Linked DNA regions of Homo sapiens: region 1 is linked to region 2. A link is an interaction called in ENCODE POLR2A ChIA-PET data of the cell type or tissue named here. Cell type or tissue: CD4-positive, alpha-beta T cell. All regions are shown on one strand. Links, peaks and the distances in the headings refer to the core of each region. The heading gives the core; the rest is flanking DNA. Region 1 overlaps PBX4 (PBX homeobox 4). Region 2 overlaps MAST3 (microtubule associated serine/threonine kinase 3).

Region 1 (5,370 bases), core at 275-5,274, 1.5 Mb before region 2:
TTTTGGTGTCTCACTCCCTCCCTCTTAACTGCCACATGTGTAAAAACCTTACCTGTCTGTGTCTCTGATGCCAGAATGGTGTGTGGCACATAGTAGGTACTCAGTAAACACCTGCCAAGTGACACTGGAAGAGGATGATTGGTGCTTCTGCTTAGGCACCAGGATACACCACTGCAGGACCATAGTGTGAACACAGATTTCAAGTTGTTGGACCTTGATATTTCATAGTTCTTTTTTTTTCTTTCTTTTTTTTTTTTTTTTTTGAGATGGAGTCTCTCTCTGTTGCCCAGGCTGGAGTTCACTGGTGCGATCTCAGCTCACTGCAACCTCTGCCTCCCTGGTTCAAGCAATTCTCCTGTGTCAGCCTCCCGAGTAGCTGGGATTACAGGTGTGCACCACCACGCCCAGCTTTTTTGTACTTTTAGTAGAGACGGGGTTTCACCATGTTGGCCAGGCTGGTCTCAAATTCCTGACCTCAGGCGATCCATCCGCCTCGGCCGCCCAAAGTGCTGGGATTACAGGCATGAGCCACTGCCTCTGGCCTTTTTTTTTTTTTCTTAATGACAAGGCCTCTGTTATGCTGGCTGGAGTACAGTGGCATGTTCATAGCTCACTACAGCCTCTAACTCATGGTCTCAAGCCATCCTCCTGTCTCAGCCTCCTGAGGGATTGGGACTACAGGCATACCACCATGCCCAGCTAATTTTTAAATTTTTGAAGAGAATGGGTCTCACCATGTTGCCCAGGCCGATCTTAAATTTCTGGGCTCAAGTGGTCCTCCTGCCTTGGCCTCCCAAAGCGTTGAGATTACAGACATGAGCCACTAATGCCTTACCATAGTTTTTGATGAGTTATTTGCATTGTTTAAACTTTTGCATATAGTGGGAAATGTTTTGAATATTTGTATATTGCTTTACATTATTATTATTATTATTATTGAGACAGAGTCTCACTCTATTGCCTGGGCTGGAGTACAGTGGCACAATCTTGGCTCACTGCAACCTCTGCCTCCAAGGTTTAAGCATTTCTCCTGCCTCACCCACCTGAGTAGCTGGGATTACAGGTGCATGACACTGTTCCTGGCGAATTTTTTTTTTTTTTTTTTTTGAGATGGAGTCTCACTCTGTCACTTAGGCTGGAGTGCAGTGGCCTGATCTCGGCTCACTGCAACCTCTGCCTCCCGGGTCTAAGCAATTCTCCTGCCTCAGCCTCCTGAGTAACTGGGATTACAGGTGGGCACCACCATGCCCAACTAATTTTTGTATTTTTAGTAGAGACAGGGTTTCACCATGCTGGCCAGGCTGGTCTCGAACTCCTGACCTCAGGCAATCCGCCTGCCTTGGCCTCCCAAAGTTCTGGGATTATAGGCATGAGCCACTGTGCCTGGCCAAGTTTTGTATTTTTAATAGAGATAGGGTTTCACCATGCTGGCCAGGCTGGTCTCAAACTCCTGACCTCAAGTGATCCACCTGCCTCGACCTCCCAAAGTGCTGGGATTACAGGCGTGAGCCACCACGGCTGGCCTTTATATTGATTTTGTGCAAATCAAATTCACATGAAATATGATTGTACTGCATTTTCATAAGGCGACTTATCTACAGTCAGAGTGGCAGATCTCGTTTGGTTTGATTTCTCAGTATGGAAGATCTTTACTCTTGGGGACAAGATGATGACTATTCTTTTCTCACACCCTCCTCTGTCACCTCCCTTTCAGAAAGCATGCTCTGAATTGCCATCGGATGAAGCCTGCTCTGTTCAGCGTGCTCTGTGAGATCAAGGAAAAGACAGGTAGGCTGTTTAGAAGACACTTTCTGGCCGAGCGTGGTGGCTCATGCCTGTAATCCCAGCACATTGGGAGGCGGAGGCGGGCAGATCACCTGAGGCTGGATTCCAGACCAGCCTGACCAACATGGAGAAACCCTGTCTCTATTAAAAATACAAAAATTAGCCAGGCGTGGTGACGCATGCCGGTAATCCCAGCTACTCGGGGGGCTAAGGTAGGAGAATCGCTTGAACCTGGGAGGTGGAGGTTGCGGTGAGCCAAGATCGCGCCATTGCACTCCAGCCTGGGCAACAAGAGTGTGCGGTGAGCCAAGATCACGCCATTGCACTCCAGCCTGGGCAACAAGAGTGAAATTCTGTCTCAAAAAAAAAAAAAAAAAAAAAGGCACTTCCTGTGTGTGACTAGAGCTGCGGCAGCACACCTCTGATCTTGTCTCAGCCCTTATGTGCATGGTGGGCCGTTTTGCTCATCCCTTCTGTCTCGCAGAAGACGGCTAGGATGTTTTCTTTCTGCCTTATCATTGCCCTGGTTTCCAGTATGCACACTGATTTATTTTGTAGTTTATAACTGAGAAATACTGTTGCAAATCAGTAACAAGCAGCTGCATTCTAGGTCGAAGACCTAAGAGGTGCTTAGCATTCAGTCATATAGAAAAAGGAAAAATGACAGACTTAGGGAAATTGAATAAGAACAGTTTTGTCGGCTGGGCACAGTGGCTCATACCTGTAGTCCCAGTACTTTGGGAGGCCGAGGCAGGTGGATCACGAGGTCAGGTGTTCAAGACCAGCCTGGCCAAGATGGTGAAACCCCCATCTCTACTAAAAATACAAAATTAGCCAGGCATGGTGGCACATGCCTGTAATCCCAGCTACTTGGGAGGCTGAGGCAGGAGAATCACTTGAACCCAGGAGGTGGAGGTTGCAGTGAGCCGAGATCGCGCCATTGCACTCCAGCCTGGGCAAGAAGAGTAAGACTCCGTCTCAAAAAAAAAAAAAAAAAGGAAAGAAAAGAAAAAGAAAAGTTGAAAAAATAGTACAGAGAGTTCTCGTATCTCCTTCTCCGGGCTTCCTGTCTCGTCAACACCTTCAGAGCCATAGTACAAATATGGAAACCAGGAAATTACGCTGAGTACAATGATCTTTAACTGAACTACAGACCTCATTTGGAGTTCCCCAGTTTTTGCCCTAATGCCCTTTTCTGCCCTGAATCCCACGTTGTATTTAGTCATCATGTCTCTTTGGTCTCCTGTGATCTGTGACCTTGTCATCCATGAATGACGCTGACCATTTTAAGAAGCGCTCAGTCATTTTGTAGAACATCCCTCAGTGCGGTTTGTCTGATGTTTCCTCTAGATTGGACTGAAGTTGTGCATCTGTGGCCAGAGTCCCACAGAGGCAATGTGTGTGTCCTCAGCACATTGTGTCAGGGAAAACATGCTGTCAATATGTCCTGTCACTGCTACCATTGACCTTGATCACTTGGTCAAGGTTAATAACAATTTGAAAGTAGCTTATAAGTGGGGCCACCAAATAAGATGAAGATATTTAAACCAAGGGTCATCTGCACAACGTGTCACTTGATTTCTTAGAGTGAGTTGGTCTCTTGAGGTCAATTATTTGAATTTTGTGTGTCACTTTGGAGCATAGCACTTCATATTTGCTGAGGCTTGTGGAAAGTGTGTGTATATGTTGTACAAAAGTGTGCTTCTTTCTGAACACTGTTTTGGTGCAAGATTGATGTGTACTTGACATATATAGTAGTTGAGAACAGCAAGAGGGTCTGAATTCTGCCTCCACCTCTGGCTGCATGACCCTGGTCCTTGGCTGAACCTTTCTCTGTTCCTGGTCCTCCTCTGATTTGTGGGGCAATAATAATACTTAGCTCATGGTTACTGAGGACTGTTGAGGGCTGTGTGAATTCATATATGTAAGGCTGTGGGCATGGTGCCCAGCCTTCAGAAGAGATCTGGTGACTAAAGGAGAAATTCAAGTTTAAATCTACATTTAAGTTTCGCCTAAATGCTATGAGGACATGATGTCCCTAACCCTCCCCAGTGTAAATTTATTTTTATTTTTATTTTTTGGAGATGGAGTTTCACTCTTATTGCCCAGGCTGGAGTGCAATGGCACGATCTTGGCTCACTGCAATCTCCGCCTTCCAGGTTCAAGCAATTCTCCTGCCTCAGCCTCTGAGTAGCCGGGATTACAGGCGCCTGCCACCACACCCAGCTAATTTTTTGTATTTTTTATTAAAGATGGGGTTTCACCATGTTGGCCAGGCTGGTCTTGAACTCCTGACCTCAGGTGATCCGCCTGCCTGTCTGCCTCCCAAAGTGCTGGGATTACAGGCGTGAGCCATCACACCTGGCCTTTTTTTTTTTTTTTTGGAGACAGGGTCTCACTCTGTCACCCAGGCTGGAGGGCAGTGACATAATCTTGGCTCACTTCAGCCTCCTGGGTGGGTGATCCTCACACCCCATCCTCCCAAGTAGCTGGGACTACAGGCACGAGCCACGTTGCCCAGCTAATTTTTGTATTTTTTGTAGAGAGAGGGTTTTGTCATGTTGCCCAGGCTGGTCTCAAACTCCTGGCCTCCCAAAATGCTGGGATTATGTGTGTGAGCCACTGTGCCCAACCAGGCTCATATTCTGTTCTGCCTCTGCCTGCTTCACCCAATTCTCTAAGGAGCCCTGATTCCTTTCAGAGTAAATCTTGGCCTTTGATGTGCTCATTGCTGTTGGGGTGTTGCTGCTCTTGGACACTCTTAGGACACAGAGCTAAGGAATATTTGTGGGTTATTACAGATGCGTGTGTACACACACACACGTGCGCACACATTCACATCTGTTTTCCTATGTTTTTATATATTAAAAACCATGAGTTCATTATGATATCTTTATTTTTGTTTGTTTATTTATTTATTTATTTATTTATTCTCACTCTGTTGCCCAGCCTGGAGTGCAGTGGTGCAATCTCAGCCTCCCAGGTTCAAGCATTTCTCCTGCCTCAGCCTCTGAGTAGCTGGGATTATGGTGTGCACCACCACGCCTGGCTAATTTTGTATTTTTAGTAGAGACAGGGTTTCATCATGTTGGCCAGACTCGTCTCAAACTCCTGACCTCAAGTGACCTGCCCGCCTCAGCCTCCCAAAGTGCTGGGATTAGAGATGTGATCCACCGCACCCAGCTTATTTTTATTTTTGAGACAGGGTCTCACTCTGTCACCAGGCTGGAATGCAGTGGTGAAGTCACAGCTCATTGCAGCCTCAACCTCCTGGGCTCAAGCAATACTCCCACCTTGGCCTCCCAAAGTGCTGGGATTACATGCATGAGCCACTGTACCTGGCCCACTCCAATATCTTTAATTCTAGTTCACCACAGGGTTCCCACTATTTTTCTCTCTTCCCAGGTTTGTGACTCCTTCCTCCAACAGTGAGAGCCTGCTCCTGTTGTCCTCAGTACTTTTGCTTGTGTAATCAATCTCCCACCTCCTTCACCCCCAAGTATACTTAATCCCCCAGCCAAGCAGACCCCTCCTTGTCCCCACCCCCCAGCAGACTGCTGCTGCTGACAGCCCCCACATGATATG
Region 2 (5,370 bases), core at 305-5,304:
AACCCTCCTTCTTCTCAAGATGCCCCTAAAATGCCAATGTGACCCAACTAGAAACCCTAAATGCAACCTCTTTCACAGTCCTGCCTCTTCTGCTGAACTTTTGCCCACGTTTTCCTCTTTCCATCCCAGTTCCCTTCTGGCCACCAGATCCCTGGCCCAGGTCTCTCACACCCTGCCTGGCTTCTTCTCCCACCTGGGCCCTGGCCTCAGCCCACACCTTGACAGAAGGAAGTTGGGAGCGACACCGTCCCCCGCCCCACCAGAGCAGTTGCCCAGCAACAGCTCTGCTCCACAAGAGCATCAGCCCACACACCCCAAGCCGCCAACGCAGCTCAGCGGCGGGAGAATCTCGCGGGGAGGGAGAGATGAAGTCTCGGGGCCTCCGAGGTGCAGAAATGGGGTCCCAGGCAGAATGCTCGGAGCAGGTCAATCCATGGGAGAACAAGCGTATGATCATCAAAGGACACAGGTGACAAGGTGGGCAGGGAGAAGAGGCCCAGCCTGTCTACGTCTCCACATGTGGCTGCCCCTTGAGCCTGTTTCCTCATCTCTACCTTGAAGGATGAAACCTACCACATCCAGTGCTCAGCTTTGGGTCGGACTCGGGTACATACACTGTTGTCTTTGCCTAGACAATGCTCACAGGGCCTGGCTCACGCCGGGAGGGCAGCCAGTGCCTCCTGAGTGAATTACATCCCCAACATCTGCCAATTCCAACAAGCCCCAGAGTTGGGAATGACCAGCTGAGCCCATTTTCCAGACTGGGAAACTGAAGCCACAGATGTCAACAGTCACAGTGATTGTCTCCCAGCCTGAGCTGCAGAAGCAAAAGTGAAACCCACAGGTTTCTGCAAAACTTCCTGCCAACCCCTCAATGCACGCTCACCTGGCTGTCTCCACATCCTCTCCCAGCCCCTCACCTGGTTCCTCGCCCCCACACTGCACCACCAGCACCCTCCCTCCCCGATCCTGCTGTATCACTTGCTGCTTCCAAAAGCATTTGGGAAAAACACTTCGTTGCCCTCCCTCCTGTTCTTGGGCGAGGTCTTCTTGAAAACACGGCCAAATGTGAGGCCTCAAAGGAGAACTAAGCATCATCTGTTCACTTCCCAAGCATCTATGCAGGGCCGACTGTTTGTTCAACTCTTCCTGGAGGAGATCCAGGACCTCGAGAAGTTGCCATTTGAGAACGATCCTCTCTTGGTACCCAGGACACAACAGAGAGAATGTGGCAGAAAGCAGGGGCCTGAAGCCAGCCTCCTGCACCTCATCCCTCTGGCACCCATATTCCCCCTCCAATGCTCCCCACGATCTTGGAGGTAAGTTTAAGCCCTGGACTCAGCATTCAAGGTCTTTCGGTAGCTGGTCCCACCGCCCAGACTTTGCCCCAGTCCAGCACCAATGAGAAACCCAAGCACAGAGAGGTTAAGGAGCTACTTGAGGTCACACAGCCTGGTAGTGGCTGAGTCGAAATTTGAACCCAGGTCTGGTAGAATCCACAGCCCTCACTTATCCTCTCTGCTTTTCAAAAGGGGAAACTGAGACTCCAAGAGCGGTGAGGCTTTGGCGGGGGTTAACCCCAACTATCTGGACTCCTGACACCCCACCCAAATGCCAGCCTCGTGCAGTAAATATTTGCTTCTGAGCCAACATTTCTGCTGAATGGACCCCCAGCGGCAGATCAGCCTCAGTTTTTCCAAGAAGTTCCTCCCTGGTTCTGCCCAGCCCTGGACACCCGGGTTCAAATCCTAGCTCAATCTCAACTCACTCCTGTCTGTCACCACCCCAGCTGCGACGCTGGCGGACAGACACCCCAGTCCAGGGAACGAGGGGCGAAAGGAGGGTGCCAGGGACCCCAGGGGACACCTCGATCCACAGGCGTCCTCCCCCCTTCCCACTGCTGCCACAGACAGACGCTCGCCGTGGTCCGCGCCACGCGGCCAGGACACACTTCTGGCAACTCCTGTTTGCTCGGCTGGCCGCCGAGCCTTCGCCGGCGCCGTGCCCCCTACCTCTTGGAGCGCTGCAGCAGCGCGCCTTTTGCCAGGCGGCTCCGATGGCCGGGAGCCGCCACCGCCGTCCAGTAGCTGGGGTCGGACATGCTGCTTCCCTTTGTGCCGCCGCAGCCGCCCGAGGCCGGGAAGGGAGGCCTCGGCGGTGGGATCGGCCCCAGGAGCCCCGCGGAGCCGGACAGGGAGGGGGGCGCACGGGGCTGCGGGGATGGGGGGGCGGCGAGAAGGAAGCGCGCGCCCCCGAGCGCGACTGGAACTCCGCCCAGGCGAGTGCGGGGGCGGGGCCGTTGGGGGCGGGGCCTGTCGGGAGGCGGAGCGAGCGACGCGGAAGCGAGGCCGGCGGACCCGCGTGCCGGCGAGTGGGCGGGGCGCTGCCATGGCCGCGGGCGGAGAGGCGGAGCGTTGCTAGGGCCGCGGGCGGCTGAGGCCGGGCGTTGCTACGACCGCGGGCGGCGGGGGCGGGGCGTTGGCAGCACCTTAACCTCGAGCTAGGGGCAGGCATTTTGGCTCCTTTCTGCTAAAATGTAAATCTAATCGCTCCCTCCATCTTTTTCCTCTCTCCCAGAGCACTGACCCCTTCTCAGTGCGGCACCCAAGACCCACCCCAGCGTCCTGGCCGGCTCATGCTACCACGCCCACCCTGGCCCCACTGCTTGGAATCTAGCCTGGCAAAACTGCGTCCTCTCCTCTGAAAAACCCGCTTTCCTGTCTGTCCGGCTATGTCTTCCCCAGGCTGGGGGCTCCTTAGGGTCCCAGCAGCTCCCAGCACCGGACTGGCATAGAGGGTGTGTTTGGCAAATTGAGTCGGGGCGTCTGACATGCTCTGTCTGTGTGTGGCGGGAAAGGCCATCAGCCCTGCCTCAGTTAGGAAGCAGCCACCTGATTGAACTCCAGCCTCAGTCTCCTCAACTGTGAAATTGGAGGAAAACTGAACTGACATGAGAATTACACAAATCAGATGTAAGGGGGCGCTTCCAAGGGCACCTGGTATATGTTCCATATCTATATATAATTTATCTCTATAAACGATAGCATCAGGCTAACTTCCAGGCCTCTGTTTCCCCATGCGTAACATCCCCCATACTGAAAACAGAATAAAATCTGAGACACAGAGCCTGGAACAGGGCTGAGGGTACAATATGTGTTCACTATGGAAGCAGAAGTGTCTCCCACCGTAAGGACTGAATTAATGCTTCCTCCTGTCATGACAGCCCAGGCAAGTCAGGGGCAGTGTCATCATGAGGGATGCCCCTTCCTGGGCCACAGGACACTTTGGGACCCAGTCCAGGCCCAATGCTGGGGCCCAGGCTTCATAGCTAAAGAGACAAATTTTTTTTTTTTGAGACAGAGTTTCGCTCTCGTTGCCCAGGCTGGAATGCAATGGCGCAGTCTCAGCTTACTGCAGCCTCCGCCTCCTGGGTTCAAACGATTCTCCTGTCTCAGCCTCCCGAGAAGCTGGGATTACAGGTGTTGCACCACCACGCCCAGCTAATTTTTTTGTATTTTTAGTAGAGACGGAGTTTCACCATGTTGGCCAGGCTCGTCTCAAACTCCTGACCTCAGGTGATCCTCCCGCCTTGGCCTCCCAAAGTGCCGGGATTACAGGCGTGAGCCACCTTGCCCAGCCAACAGGAAACAATTCAATGAGCAAGATAATTTCGGCTGGGCGTGGTGGCTCACGCCTGTAATCCCAGCACTTTGGGAGGCCGAAGCGGGCGGATCACCTGAGGTCAGGAGTTTGAGACCAGCCTGGCCAACAAGGTGAAACCCAGTCTCTACTAAAAAAAATACAAAATTAGCTGGGCGTGGTGGCACGTCCCTATAATCCCAACTACTTGGGAGGCTGAGGCAGGAGAATCGCTTGAACCCAGGAGGCGGAGGTTGCAGTGAGCTGAGATAGCACCATTGCACTCCATCCTGGGCAACAAGAGCGAAACTCTGTCTCAAAAAAATAAAAAAAAATAAAAAATAAAAGAAATAAAAGTACAAAAGAAATAGCTGGGCATGGTGGTGCATGCCTGTATTCCCAGCTGCTCTGGAGGCTGAGGTGGTAGAATCACTTGTACCCGGGAGGTGGAGGTTGCAGTGGGCCGAGATCACACCAATGCACTCCAGCCTGGGTGATAGAGCGAGACTCCGTCTCAAAAAAAAAAAAAAAAAAAAAGATAATTTCAAATACCAAGGCTGAGAAGGGAAGAGAAAGGAGAGAACACTGCAAGGGGCGACTTTAGCCAGGAGGCCTCTCAGAGGAGGTAATGCTGCAGCCAGCCAGAAATGGAGGAGGAAGGAGCTGGCTATGCAGAAAGCGTGTCCCAGGCAAAGGGCACAACTCTCTGAGGCAGCACTGAGGGCAAAATGCCAGCGGGGCTGACCACATAAGCCTTGTGGGCTGCAGGGAGGAGTGCAATTGTATTGTAGGAGCAATGGGGAGCCATGGAGGGTGCTTGAGCAGAGAAAGGGTATGATGTGGACTACGTTTGTAAACCCCCTTGTGTCTGCTATGGGGAGCAGACTGCTGGGGGACAGGAATGAAGGTAGCAGGAGGCCAGTAAGGGTCTGGGACGGTGTCTGGGAGGGGAATATTGAAGCTGTGGAGAAAAGTGGGTGGATTTGGGACTTGTTTTGAGACCAGGGGAGATGGTGGTTTTGAGACCACCAGAGATGGTGATGAGTATGGGAGTGGTCACCTATGACCCCCAGGTATGCAGCCCAAGCCTCATGCGGGGTGCAGATTCTCTTGAGTCTGGGGACCCAAGTGGGGATGGGGCCACAGTCTCCACTTGCTGTCACTACGTGCTGAGCCACCCCATATGCACGGGGACACACCTTTGCACACACTCGGTAAAGGCGCTGCCCCCTCGTCCCCAGCCACAGCTACACCCAGTAACACCTACACACCCCCTATTACATACACCCACTGCCCTGACATCTGTAGCAGGGAGAGAACCTTCTCCCATGCTCATTTGTCCTCAGTTTCCCCCTCTGCAAAACAGGGCTGCAGCTGACAATCCAGAGGGCCTGCTGCCACGGTGAAGGCCTTCCATGAAAGGCTGGCTGAGCCACTGATCTCTGGTGTCGGCCCACTGCTCCCCAGATCATGCCCTTCCCCCTGCTCACAAACCCTCCATGGCTCCCTATTGCTCTCACAGCAAAACAAAACTGCATTCCTGGGTGAATCCCTCTCCCAGGGGTCATATCCTAGCCCTGTCCCTGACAAACTCTGTGACATTGGCATTTGACTCTCCCTGCATGTGCTGTGACTGTAAATGCCAAAGTCTCAGGTAGATATACAGACACCCCCGTTCAACGGTCCCTTTTTAGTGGGACTACCCCAGCGCTTCCCACCTGCCCATATATC

Evidence for each region. ChIA-PET counts read pairs that join two places held together with the same protein. Peaks named below come from ENCODE experiments on the same cell type or tissue, not always from the same donor. Only the 100,000 strongest peaks of a DNase experiment are listed, where the experiment ranks them.
Region 1: POLR2A ChIA-PET joins it to region 2 with 5 read pairs; 1 of 35 experiments calls an interaction of 5 or more read pairs at or near these places.

What each region holds. Positions count from the first base shown.
Region 1 is chr19:19,595,710-19,601,079 of GRCh38, reverse strand. It overlaps PBX4 (PBX homeobox 4), which reads left to right. Exons shown (of 8, transcript NM_025245.3): 2 at 1,715-1,788. Among named protein-coding and RNA genes, the nearest start is that of PBX4, 20 kb to the left of the region's middle. RefSeq lists a silencer at 23-72 and enhancers at 1,773-1,902, 2,203-2,312, 2,943-3,152. In CD4-positive, alpha-beta T cell, for the core only: no CTCF peak of the experiment used is centred there; DNase peaks (open chromatin) are centred at 2,169 and 2,989; H3K4me3 peaks cover 903 bases; H3K27ac peaks cover 4,119 bases.
Region 2 is chr19:18,114,897-18,120,266 of GRCh38, reverse strand. All of the region lies in intron 3 of MAST3 (microtubule associated serine/threonine kinase 3), which reads right to left. Among named protein-coding and RNA genes, the nearest start is that of MAST3, 20 kb to the right of the region's middle. RefSeq lists enhancers at 1,959-2,008, 1,495-2,366 and a silencer at 2,099-2,558. In CD4-positive, alpha-beta T cell, for the core only: no CTCF peak of the experiment used is centred there; DNase peaks (open chromatin) are centred at 856 and 2,406; H3K4me3 peaks cover 2,366 bases; H3K27ac peaks cover 2,184 bases.